Linked DNA regions of Homo sapiens: region 2 is linked to region 1. A link is a contact called in ENCODE Hi-C or POLR2A ChIA-PET data. All regions are on one chromosome and are shown on one strand. The core of a region is the stretch at or near the end of the contact, and the rest is flanking DNA. Distances in the headings are between cores, read along the strand shown.

The links. A loop is a pair of places that touch in the nucleus more often than their neighbours do. ChIA-PET counts read pairs that join two places held with the same protein, here RNA polymerase II (POLR2A). Pooled maps may share reads with other maps.
Region 2: a map of vagina shows a loop between it and region 1 (7-fold over the local background). The contact joins two enhancer-like sites. A Hi-C loop is called at or near these places in 14 of 168 maps with a recorded cell type or tissue (MCF 10A, PC-3, adrenal gland and 11 more) and 7 of 50 pooled maps. POLR2A ChIA-PET finds 5 or more read pairs at or near these places in 3 of 52 experiments (BJ, OCI-LY7 and PC-3).

The regions. Positions count from the first base shown.
Region 1 is chr18:6,874,229-6,880,387 of GRCh38, reverse strand. It overlaps ARHGAP28 (Rho GTPase activating protein 28), which reads right to left. Exons shown (of 18, transcript NM_001366230.1): 10 at 4,180-4,257. Among named protein-coding and RNA genes, the nearest start is that of LINC00668, 53 kb to the left of the region's middle. Within about 2 kb of position 1,312, at least 2 of the 41 ENCODE cell types and tissues checked have a DNase peak (open chromatin) inside an H3K27ac peak, as active enhancers do.
Region 2 is chr18:6,739,549-6,746,227 of GRCh38, reverse strand. The region is part of intron 1 of ARHGAP28 (Rho GTPase activating protein 28); the gene reads right to left. Among named protein-coding and RNA genes, the nearest start is that of ARHGAP28-AS1, 13 kb to the right of the region's middle. RefSeq lists enhancers at 4,776-5,276, 5,277-5,777. Within about 2 kb of position 4,772, at least 6 of the 41 ENCODE cell types and tissues checked have a DNase peak (open chromatin) inside an H3K27ac peak, as active enhancers do.

The sequences.
Region 1 (6,159 bases), core at 63-2,562:
AAGCCACAGCACCACTTCCAGGGAGGGATAACTAAGGACTAATCTGGATAAACAGTTGTAGGATAGAAAGGAGAGGAGGCATTGAAGAAATGCCCAGGAGGGAAAATTCTCAAGAATCAGTGATGGATTGAATATGAGACTCAAAGGGAGAAATAATCATCCGAGATGATTTTCCAAGACGATTTCCATCTGATTTGTAATGGGCAGGTGGCAGTGTTGTTAACAGGAAAAACACAGGAGGAGGAGTAAGCATTTCCCATCAGTCGCCTGGTACCACTGCAGTAAAGCAAAGGGGACATTGTTTTCCAAGTGCACAGGAAGCACCAGCGAGAGGAGAAGAATTCAAATTCATTTTCCACATACCTCTGCAAAGGAATCTATCTGAATCACAAATGTGGCCGTCCTAACCTGTGAGTAGTTCCCAGTCACCTAAGGGGCAACAGGGCACCAGGGTCAAGGGCAGGTGCTACAACCAGATCCTTTAGGCTTTTATCCGAACTCAGCAACTGACTAGGTTATGGTCTGTGCTTCAAGCTTCTCAATGTACAATGGAATATTAAAACGACATTCCCAAGATCAAAACAAATAATATCATGTAGAGCTCACAGGGCAGGGCCTGCCATGCTGACAGCTCTCAATAAACACCGCACTGGCTGCTCGCCCCTCCCCCACTCTCAGGTCTATTCTAACCTGCAGTGTCATTACTATGGGAATCCCACGCGTATGCGGCGTGACTGTTTAGGGAATAATACCGCGTCATACTGTCTGGATGGCTAGTATAAAGCAACACTGAGAGAAATAATGTCTTTTTTTGGTTCTGAACAGAGCTGACATTTCTGTGGTGGCCCCAATGTGAAACCATGTCAGCCGGGTATGAGTTTACCTTGCCAAAGATGGGGAGCACTTAGAGGTTCAGAAGCCCTGTTTTTCTGACCCCTGACTAGGCAAGGATGAGAAGTCTTGTCATTAAATCTCCCTTCAGCAAAAATGCAATGTGCCTCTATTTTGGAGGTAGTTTTATACAAATGCAAATGACCAGCCTAAATAAGCCAGGTGAGGTAATTATAAAACATTTAGAACAGCCTTGGAATGATTCAAACTAGTCAAAAAAGAAAATCTCGCATGTCAAACAGTCTGCCTCTTTCCATAAAATATATTCCCCGGTGTTTGGCTCAAATTTCTGTCATTTTTGAAAAGAAAATCATTGCAAACACCAACCAAAGCATTAAATTGGTTCCAAATGAGCTGAGGCCTCAAGTCTGGGACTTGGCTCCACAGCTGCGTGTTCCCTGTTTGGCTAAAACCAGCAGCTTCCTCCCAGGGCTGCTCCCCTGTCAGCCTCCCCAAGCAATTAAAGCACAAAGCCAGGCCAGACCGTTCACAGTAATGATACACTAGCGGACCACAGGGCTGGTATCATCGACTTGGTTCAATCCGAGGATAATTATAATGGAGTTTTTAGTAGTTTAGTGGATGAATTACAAAAAAGGAGGTAGTTTAAATAAAAAGTTTGAATAAAGGAGAGGAATAAAGAACCCTTTAATGCATCACGTTTCAATGTCTTTCTAACGGCAGTGTTTCCCGGTTTCTGTTCACTTGCCCAGATTTCTTTCACATTGGCCTTCCTAGGGCTCAAACCATGAAAACATCTGGATTACATTTTCCACTAATAAGTGATGGAATAAATTAGGCTGAAACTACATAAAACTGGGTAGGGGAGAAAAAAGACTGACCTGTATGTGGTTCAGGAATGCATGTGCCTATAATAACTTTCTGAAGGAACGATTAGCCTTTGAGAAGCATTTTTCAGTGGAAGATTAGCCAAAGAAAGGTAGCTGCTGCTATGACGTTAAACTTTGTGCACATAAGAAATGCCCTGTAATTTTTTTTTTATTATACTTTAAGTTTTAGGGTACATGTGCACAATGTGCAGGTTAGTTACATATGTATACATGTGCCATGCTGGTGTGCTGCACCCACTAACTCATCATCTAGCATTAGGTATATCTCCCAATGCTATCCCTCCCCCCTCCCCCCACCCCACAACAGTCCCCAGAGTGTGATGTTCCCCTTCCTGTGTCCATGTGTTCTCATTGTTCAATTTCCATCTATGAGTGAGAACATGCGGTGTTTGGTTTTTTGTCCTTGCGATAGTTTGCTGAGAATGATGATTTCCAATTTCATCCATGTCCCTACAAAGGACATGAACTCATCATTTTTTATGGCTGCATAGTATTCCATGGTGTATATGTGCCACATTTTCTTAATCCAGTCTATCATTGTTGGACAATGCTCTGTAATGTTTTCTCCTTTCGGTGATTTAGAAACAGGACATTTAAATCATATGCATTATGCATGTTATACACCCATGCATGCATGTGTACACAGGCACATACATACACACACACACATGCACATACACACACACACACACAGAGGAACCAGTAAGAATATGTGCAAATACAGTTTCCCAATTATGGACAGAGGTTTCAAGAGATGGAATCTGTTTCTGTTTAGGAAATTTCTTTCTTTCATTTTGGTTCTCTGACTCTGCAGATATAACCAAAGATTTAACCAAAATAAGTAATGGTTTTCATCCTTACTTGTAGGATACATTTTTTTAGAAGAGTATGTAAGAACGAAACACACGAGAAACGGAGACAGAAAGCAGATGCACCCTAGAAAGCATAAACCTTAAGGAGCCGTTGGGCATTTCCCTGCCTTCCACAAGAACTTGTGCCAGCATTCAGCCAACTCCACTCTCAGGGAAGCCGTAACCCCTCAACATGCCCGGAGCCCTGATGCCCTGGTGCCCTGCTCCGACCTCGCTTCACGGAAGACCTTGCCCTCACGTGCAAAAGCCCAGGTAGCCGACTCTCCCAGCTGTGGGCCCCTTCTGGATGTGGCTCAGCCATATTTTCTGCAGGAAGCCCCAGCCCACGACGGGGTGAGGCATGGGTACCAGGGCCTTGCCCATTCTGCCCAGCACACGGCTCCTCCATGGTTAGGAATTGTCTGACCTGCACCGTGGTTAGAGCCTCACCCCAGCCAATCCTGGTTCCTGCCCCTTTCATCCTGCAGAAGCAGAACCGCCGTGACTCTCCTCCGCTCCTCACCCATCTCAGCATCTGCTTTCTGGAGGATCCAATAGACGCAGCCTATCTATTCTCAGTTTCCACTTAGAAAAACCTCTCGTCACACTTCTATATAAAAACTCTGATACTGATACAAATAGAATTTCCCAAAGCATGTACCAAAATGAATTAATGAAGAGATGCTGTTTTGCCTCTACAAATGTCTTTTTGATAAACATTACCACATTGGTTTTCCCCTGCCCCTGAGACTGTTTGCTCAGGGATCCAGCTTTTAAAACTGCTCAGGTTTTCACATCTGCAAGACAGGGAGTGATCCAACCACAGGAATGAGCTCTCCATGGTGTATGCCTACCCGCAGACACAGTGGGATGTTTTGCTGGATTTTTATGAGAAAAGCTTTTCTTTTCTAACAGTTCTTTGCTTTATTGTACTGTAGAGTTTGCCACCTCATGGAAGTAAGAAAGCAAAAGAATAAGATTCACACTGAACAGCTGGTTTTAGATGTGGATGTTAACATTACTGTAAGTGGAACTGGGTTTTGGAACTGCTGAGTGAGTATTCTAGTGGTTATAGCCATTGCTACAAATTCCTGTAAGAGCTTTCACTAAAGGGAGAGCCAAAGAATGTTTAAACCAACGAATGATGGAAATAAAGACTCATATAACATTGGCTTAGTGAATTCCACGGCTGAGAGGAGCACAACAAACTAAGGTGTTTAACCTCCAAAACAGCAGTGAGACGTTTCAACTTTTACAAACTAAAGGCAAGCAGCAGTTTTTGATGGTGAATTGATGTGCTATTTCATTTTTTCCAAACTAAAGGCAAGCAGCAGTTTTTGATGGTGAATTGATGTGCTATTTCATTGTTGTTTTTGGTTTTTTAATGTTTCCGTTTTGATTTTTAAAATTCTGGATCATGAAAAAACTCTGGAACAAACATTTTACCACAGGTACCAAGGAATACTAGGAAGGACCAAGTGATAATATCTAATAAACAACAACAAATATCTGGATCCCCGATGCTTGTGTGAACTGGGTCTAGCTAGCTTAGAACTCTACCTAGGAAGAGACAAAATGTTCGGTACCTTGACTTTAGCAGTACATCCTGAAAGTCGAAAAATTCCTTCAGATTCCAGACCTGATTCCTCAACTTTCTCAAAAAACTAGAAAGCAATGATATATTACCAGAATAAGTACCTCTATATGATCATAAACATATGAAACAGTAACAATGATGACATGAATCAATAAGTTACCAAGCATATATATATTTGCCTGGCACTTGAATGCTGTGTTAAATGTTCATAACCATCCTATGACGTCAACGTTATCCTCCGACATGCAAATGAGAAAGTAGAGATTTATAGCAGTTATACAACTTTCCCAAGATCAACCTCGTAAGTAACGGCACTGACTCAAGTTCGTGCTCTTAACCACTCTAAAATTATACATGCCTCTTAACCATTTTTAAGATCTGATTACTATAACTCTTTCTGCAGACTGATCAGTAACAAGAGATTCTAAATCTACTGTCATTGGTTGCAATCACTCTGACTAAGAAACTATAGGAATTCTAGATGTCTGATCAAGGAGTTTAGACGGGGTAAAGATTAATAGCTTTCGTGAGTTCTCAGGATGGTGATAGGTGTTAAAAAAGTAATAAACACTACCATTTATTGTGCATTGATTATGTGTAAGTTCCTATTCTCAGTCCTTTACCTGCATTAACTCATCTAATCCTCACAATAACCCTATTCTACTGCTAAGGAGACTAAGGAGAACAGTTCGATTCACTGTAATAAAGCACCTCACAGTGCTTCTCTGGAAAGGATAATAACTTGGCCAAGTTCACCCAGTAAGAAGGGGATCCAGCTTCTCTGCTATTTTCCTTTCAAGAAATGATGGTGGATGGTACCTGGAACTAAGGTAATTCTTCTAGGTATGGAGGCAAACAGACATTTAGGAAGAAGAAACATGTCTGTAAGAAAAGCCTCTCTTGTAGGAGTGGGAGAGTACTATCTTGAGGTGTCGTAGCGAGGAACACTTAACATCCAGTAGTAATAACAGCTAACATGTTGCCAATATGATATAAATCCATATTTAGTTTAACTAGCATTTATTGAGTACTTTCTATTTGCTAAGTTCTACGCTAGATTTTTGTACCTACACAGTACTATAAACTCATGTGCTGAATCGTCTTTGATTTTGATATTTTAAACTCTGTCCTTTACATACAGGACAAAGACAATGCTGGTTTCAACTCAATGAAGGAAAGAAAATCTCAGCGTCACCATGGACTCTGGATTTTGCTACTGCTCCTTTTCCCACTCCACCTCTTGCTGACTGTGTGTCTTGGCTAAGTTTTCTCACTCTTCTATCCCTCAGTTGCCTCATCAGTAAAAGGGCAGTGGTAACACCAGCCTCTTTGGGCTGCTCTGTGCTGACTAGACGTGGTATTACATAAACAGCACTGGCACAGCCCTGCCTAGGGAAGTCACCCACAGAGGGCCCGTGTGTACAAAGGTGTTGCTTGTATCCTCTGGCCATCTCGGTGCCATCTTCCTGGCTCCTATCTCCAGCCAATCAGTCACCTGACTTGAGAAGTATCTCAATTTGAGGCACTGGTAGCAAAATATAGGAAGCTAAACAAGTGATGTATGATTATCAGTGTCAGGTAAGTATATGTTTCCTTAGACAATATTTTAAAATATCATTTAAAAACTCAATTTAAAATTCCACAAAATTTGTGTTAAGGACTAGGAATTTTAATTGTGCCACTGGATGTCACTGTTGAATAAATGCACACTTAGGTAAAAACCAGTATAAATTGCTGGCTATAAAACAACATGACTTAAAAGCAAATCAGGTATTCAGCAACAATAGTCACAGAGATATTAGCATTTTATAGTTCAGATAATATCATTTTCGAAACCTCCTTCCACCAAAATTATTCTTTTTGTCTAAATGTATCCTATCTGCCCAGACACACCGGAAAATGACTGGAACATGCTGGTTTTTAGATTTTATTAAACTTGGTTTGGAAAATTGATAAAATGATTACACAT
Region 2 (6,679 bases), core at 3,523-6,022, 140 kb after region 1:
TTCCGTTCTCTGAATGAGACCTGGAGTCTCACTATTAGAGGTTTAAAGAAATGTATATATGCTTTGGGAAGGTAAAACACCTTAAATGCTGAGAAGACTGTTCCTTGGTAGAACAAAATGATCCCTTCGTGGATCACTACAGGGAAAATAGAAGGGCTCCAGGAAGCCAAAGTAAATTGATCAGGCGCAAAAATAAACTTGCTTACATCCCAATCTTGGCTGGGTCTACAATGGAGAAATGAGTCTCCAGATGCAGTGTCCTGGGAGTAGAATCTTGAGTTCGGTTTTCTCACAGTGTGATAGGTTTTACTCTAAACCTGCTTCCTTGCCCAGCCCCTCTTAACCCAACAGCCAACAGCTGCCAGACAGCTGGATGACAATTGGGTACAATAATAGGATAAAACCACTAAATGGTCTGTACACATTATTGGCACTTTCAGGCTTCTATGAAATGATGTGTGTGAACCTCAGAAACCATTATGATGAGCGAAGGAGCCAGACACAAATCATACATGCTGTGATGGCTTCCACGAACAGGCAATGCTAATCTGTGGTGACAGAAGTCAGAAACGGGTTGCCTGGAAGGAGTAATTGAAGGAACAAAGTGCATGAAGAAAATGTCTGGGGCGAGGGAGATGTTATATATCTTGTTTTGGATGGTAGTTACATGGGTCAAAAATCATGGAACTGAATATTTAACAGTGCACTTTACTGTAGAGGAAGTATACCTCGATTTTTAAACTGACATCACTAAATAAAGCATTTATTTTTATTTGTTTGTGGGTATGGCTTCAGAAATCCTGGAGGTCTTTAGATTCATGACCATTATATAATTTTCCCTCCATGGTAATGGATAAGAAGATGAAGTGAAGATAGAAAGGTGAAGAAGAGAGAAAAAAAGGTGAAGAAATGTTCCTTGGTGGAAGGAAATTCCTGTCAAGCCTCTAAGCCCATTTTCTTCCCAGGCACATTCTTGCAATATGTCATCAGATATCAGTTTTAGGGCCTAGCATGTCAGAGGACACTCAAAAGCAGAAAATGAGGAAAAAAAGTGAAATAGATTTTTCCTCTTAAAATGTATGTGTGTGTGTTTTATTGAATTATTAAAAACACAAGGAAAATATTCAACAATATGCTCCCATGTTTCTTGGAACTCTCCACTTTAATTTAAATTCTATTAAATTTTTCTAATTTTGTGCCAAAAAGAGTATAAAGTATTTTAATTAAATGAAATATAAACATAGTTAAATTAAATATAATTAAATTAAGTATAAATGAAATTATTAAATCTAGCACATAAAATATTAATAAAATTTATCTTTCAAAAAAGAAGTTTTTCGTGAATACTCTCTTTAACTTTGAAAAACATAAATAAAATAAAGTGCCATAGCATTCTTAAACACTACCTAAAATTCCTATTAATTAAGTTGCCAATTCACAATCATCTGAAAAACAAAAATCAGTTCAGCTTATTGGACAGGCTACATTTTTCAAAGAAAACCTTAAACACAAGCATCTTACTAATATATTATCTGGACTTAGGTAGCTTAGTTGAAATAAACCAAGCTCCACTTTGAGTAATTGAATGAACTAAAATTAGGTAACAATTTCATGCTACTGTACAGACAGCAAAAGTACCTGAGAGATCAATTAAATAAGTACAGTTCAATGAGAGGGGAGAAAGGTGTTATCATAAAATTAGCACAGGTCTAAAAATGTGTTTTAGTTAAAAATCTAGGATTATCTCATTACCCTCACTTCCAACTTAATAATAGGGAAAAATAGAATCTAAGCATGAGAAAAGACCCTTGAGGTCAACTAATGGAGCCCCTCATAATCCAGATGAAGAAATTGGGTATGTCACTGAGTACAGTCTGACCCTAATCATTTTACTCAAAGTGCACATTAAATGGTCTCTACTCTCCCACCCTCATCTCATATTTCAGGGTATCAGCAATACCAGCATCTGTGGTTACATGCTGCAACGCCTCTTCCTTACGCTGGTTCTTTGGCCAAAAACACTCTTCCAACTCTTAAAATCCCCCCTACTAACTCATGCTCACTCTTTAGATTTAATTGAGCTATCGACTCCTCCAAGAAGTTTTTGTTAACCCTTCTCTCACCAACCCGAGCCCTAAACGTTAGTTACATCTTCTCTGCTTTCCCAGAGTATCTTATGCTTTTTTTTTCAATCATTCATTCATTGAACCATTCACATACTGAGTGTCAATTCTGGGCCAGTAGGCTAAAATGCTAAGGATACAGAGATAAGAGACAGTTTCTGTCCTCAAGGAGTGGAACTCTGGATGCAGCTGAAATTAATCATGAATACATTTCTCACTTAAGGACCAGCTATTAACCATTTTTGTAGCCCCAGCATCCAATATCACATATGGCATAGAGAGGTTCAATAAACATTTGTTCAATTTCACTTTTTATTTCAAGAGTCAGAGCTTAAATTCTTCTTGTTTTAATGAGTGAAATGACTCAAGTAAAATTTAATCTTTTAAAACACTGGGGGATATATTTACTTTCTATTAATTATCTATCCATGCTGCACTCAGTTTTATGTATGAAGCTATGATTATTTACAATTGTTGCCAGTTTGATTTTTTATTATTCTTATTTCTATGCATGTTATCAATAGTATATACTATCCTATGAATAAAGGTTAATTTAGTGTATTTTCTCTCTCAGGGAAGACTTTGTAAAGGAAGGGATGCTCAGATTTTGGAAGACTTCCCTGGTAGTTTCCAACAAAGGAGAAATCACATTTCCACATTTCAGCCTCCACAGTTAACCATTTGTTAAGACTCTTCTAAGTGCCAGGCCGTCTGATGAGGGAGAGGGGAAGGTAGTTAAGGATCCAGTAATGAAGAAAATAGACAATATTCTTGTTCTAGAAATGCTTCCATATTATTTTGAGGCTAAGAATAAAGCTTTATCCTATAAGCAAAAACGTATTATCAAAGGATTTTAAGTAAGAAAAGAAATGGGTTTTTAAGTTCTGCATTTTAAAAATGCTAGATTTCTTTCTCGACTTTGATCAGAATTTTAGTTCTTTTGGGTACATTTTTTAATGCTCCCCTCGTCGGTCTCCCTCTTCTCTCTCTTCCTTCTCACTAGCTAAGCTTTTAGAAGGAATCATATCTACTTTCTGCCTGTATTTTCTTATCTCATCATCACTCTTCAACCTGCAGCAAAGTGGCTCCCACCTCTACAACTCTATTAAACCCACAATAGCAAAGACCATCACTGATATCCACACTACTTAATCTGGTGGATGATTTTCTTTACCATATTGTTCATTTAGCTACTTTTGATGTGGCTGTCTGATCATTCTGAGCCTGCTGCCTTTGCTTCTGGAATGCTCTCATCCTGTTGGTCTCCGTCACAGGCTCCCAAGCCCTGTCCTTCCCTAGCTGGCATTACTCAAGTTTCCATCCTTGTTCCACTGCTGTCTCTATAGAGACTTTACTGTCTCCTGCCAGATCTCATCCAAGCCCAGTTTTAACCATCCCCCAAATGCTGAAGTCTCCCATGAATAAATAGCTTAGAACTTTCAGCCTTGATCTCCCTCCTAGGCTTCCAACTTGTATAGCCACCTGTCTGCTGAGCATATACACTTAATTATCCCACAAGAACCTAAAGGTTGAAATTTCACATGTCAAACTCATTGTCTCCCCATCCACAATCTGCTCATCCACCACAATTCCCAAATTCAATACCTAACACTCCCAGACAGAAAACCAAGTCATGGCCGGGCACGATGGCTCACGGCTGTAATCCCTGCATGCTGGAAAGCCGAGGTGGGTGGATCACCTGAGGTCAGCAGTTCGAGGCCAGCCTGGCCAACATGATGAAACCCCATCTCTACTAAAAATACAAAAAAAGTTAGCCGGGCATGGTGGTGGGTGCCTGCAATCCCAGTTATTCAGGAGGCTGAGGTAGGAGAATTGCTTGAACCCAGGAAGTTGAGGTTGCAGTGAGCCAAGATCACACCACTGAACTCCAGCCTGGGCAACAAAAGCAAAAAACTCTGTCAAAAAAAAAAAAAAGAAAAAGAAAAAAGAAAAAAAGAAAACCAAGTCATGTGTTCCTAGTTCTCAGCATGCATTTAATCACCAAATTATACCAACTTATTTGCTTGTTTTCCCCATGGAATCCTTCGGTCCCTTCCATCCATATTCCCACAATTCCAGCTGAGGACTTCATCAGCTTTACTTAAGCTACTTCATTACCCTTCTAAACCATTTCTCCAGCTCTTTGTGGTCTACTTTAAAACCATCTTTTATACTCTAGAGGAATAAAGCGATTGGGGGATCCTGGAAAAGAATAAAAGCAAAGAGCTACAAGATTACAGTTTTGATTTTATGGATTTTGATTCAATAGCTTTCAAACCAGAGTAAAATACTAATGAGCCAAACTGGATGTGGGCAGGGTTGGGGGTAGGGGAGTAAAAGAGACAAAAGCAAGAATAACCTAGAGTAAGATTTGGCTAAATGATGAATTCCTGTTTAAGATAAACTTCAAAAGTCCGCTAAATGGCAAAGCACTTCCTTGAACTCTAAAGAGAATTGGTGCTATTTTTTTTCTTAACTCCCACAATGAGAACTTTTTTTATCATCTGGATAAGAGGAGTATCATGTTTGTTTAGGATTGGTATAATCGAAATCAGCTTCACTTGGGCTTCTTATAAGCAATGACTCATGTTATTTTAGCTGGTGTGGGATCATTGCCTCATGAAGGATGACACAGCTTTAGACATGCAGAGCCTGGCCTGCTTTTTCCAATTCCATGCCTCCAGAAGCTGGAAGAGGTGGGAGTCCTCTAGCCTGCAGCTTTCTGCAACTCAGCACAATTCAGATTTTATGAAAACAGTTGCCAAGTCGACCTTGTAATCACAGAGCCTTATAAATGAGGAGGGAGAGGAGTTAAGTTGTGGTATGTTAAAAATCACAGGGCCAGGCATCCTCTGTTTTTCAAAACAGAATCTGTGGAAACTTACAGTCAGCTCTTTCCCTCATTAATTGCTTACTCTGTTGAGGTCAGTAATTTTTTTTTAAGATGCTAATGAAAAGTCACAGCAAATATGTTTTCAAGACTCCAACTTACACTCACTAAGATAATGTGCAAGGGTGGTTGTAATAGTGTTTGAAAGGAAGCTAAGGAAATGCCATTCTCATAATCGACACCACCTTTTCTCTAGCTCCATACCCAGTCAGGGAGCCAGTTCTCCCCTCTTCCATGTTTTCCTTGCTGTTGGCCTTCCTGCTTCCCCGAACCCAGTAGCCCACATTGTGGGCCTGAGTGAACGCTGTGGTAATGGGAAGCAGGTGATCAAACCAGGATCGACAGGTTGGTAATTCCCTGTAAGGCTCTAGGCAAGACACTTTTCCATACTTTGCTTTCCAGTTGTAGCACAGACATTGTTCCTGGCTATCCTTACTCATGACTGGTCTTCATGAAACTTTGTTCTCATTAGCAACATACTCTGAGCTCCTTAGCTGGTTAAAAATAATGAGAAGACACTCCTAAAACATGGCAGTTAGCAGAAAAGTCCAGACTACCATTTATCATATAATGAAAATGATTGTCCTATCTCTATAGTTCTGGTGTCCTAAGAACTAAAGTTTATTAAAATGAATAGCTTGAAAAATTAACACAAGGGCCCAGAGCCTGAGGGCCATTATGATTCTGACCTCTGCAGAGGATTCAGGTCCAGACTAAGATGGGCCTAGGATTCGTTTTCTAAATGGAAATGTCTGAGGCTCATCTGAGGTTGGCATCATCCATGGCTCCAAGGTCACTGAGGGACAAGGGCTGTACTCAGGCTTACAGGAGACTAGGGATGGCTCAGGAGTCTGAGTTTCCACAGCCTAAATTTTTGAGCACGATTTAGAACAGAACTGATCTCTACAATGTCATAGTCTAGGACCTGACTTGGTCCCCTGGTTGCTTTCAACTCAAAACAAGGTGAAAACTTGACTGAAAATTGGGAGAGAATAGAGGAAGAATTCATTAATTCTCATGAAGTGTGGTTTCTCAATGTTCATTATGAATTCTTACGGTAAGGCCGGACACAGTGGCTCATGCCTGTAATCCCAGCACTTTGGGAGGCCAAGGCAGGTAGATCACCTGAGGTCAGGAGTTCCAGACCAGCCTGATCAACATGGAGAAACCCCGTCTCCACTAAAGATACAAAATTAGCCGAGTGTGGTGGCGCATGCCTATAATCCCAGTTACTTGGGAGGCTGAGGCAGGAGAATTGCTTGAACCTGGGAGGTGGAAGTTGCGGTGAGCCAACATTGCACCATTGCACACAAGCCTGGACAACGAGAGTGAAACTCCGTCTCAAAAAAAAAAAAAAAAGAATTCTTATGGTATAAATCATACTGCAAGGAATGAAACAAAAAAATGTTTTTAACTATAGAAATATATTTTAGTTGTTAAAAAAGCAATTAATAAAACTAAAGTGAAAAATTATAAGATCTAGTTACTAAGAACATAAACCTAAAGATTAAAGGATTAAAACCTGCCCTCCTTCTGAAAGAAAGAGAGAGAGAGAGAGAGAGAGAGAGAAAGCTTAGTCAATTTGAATGTCTGCTCTAGAACATTTTGTCTAGTTTTAAATACTGTTAAATATAGTCTTAAATAAGTATTTCAGACCATGTGAAGG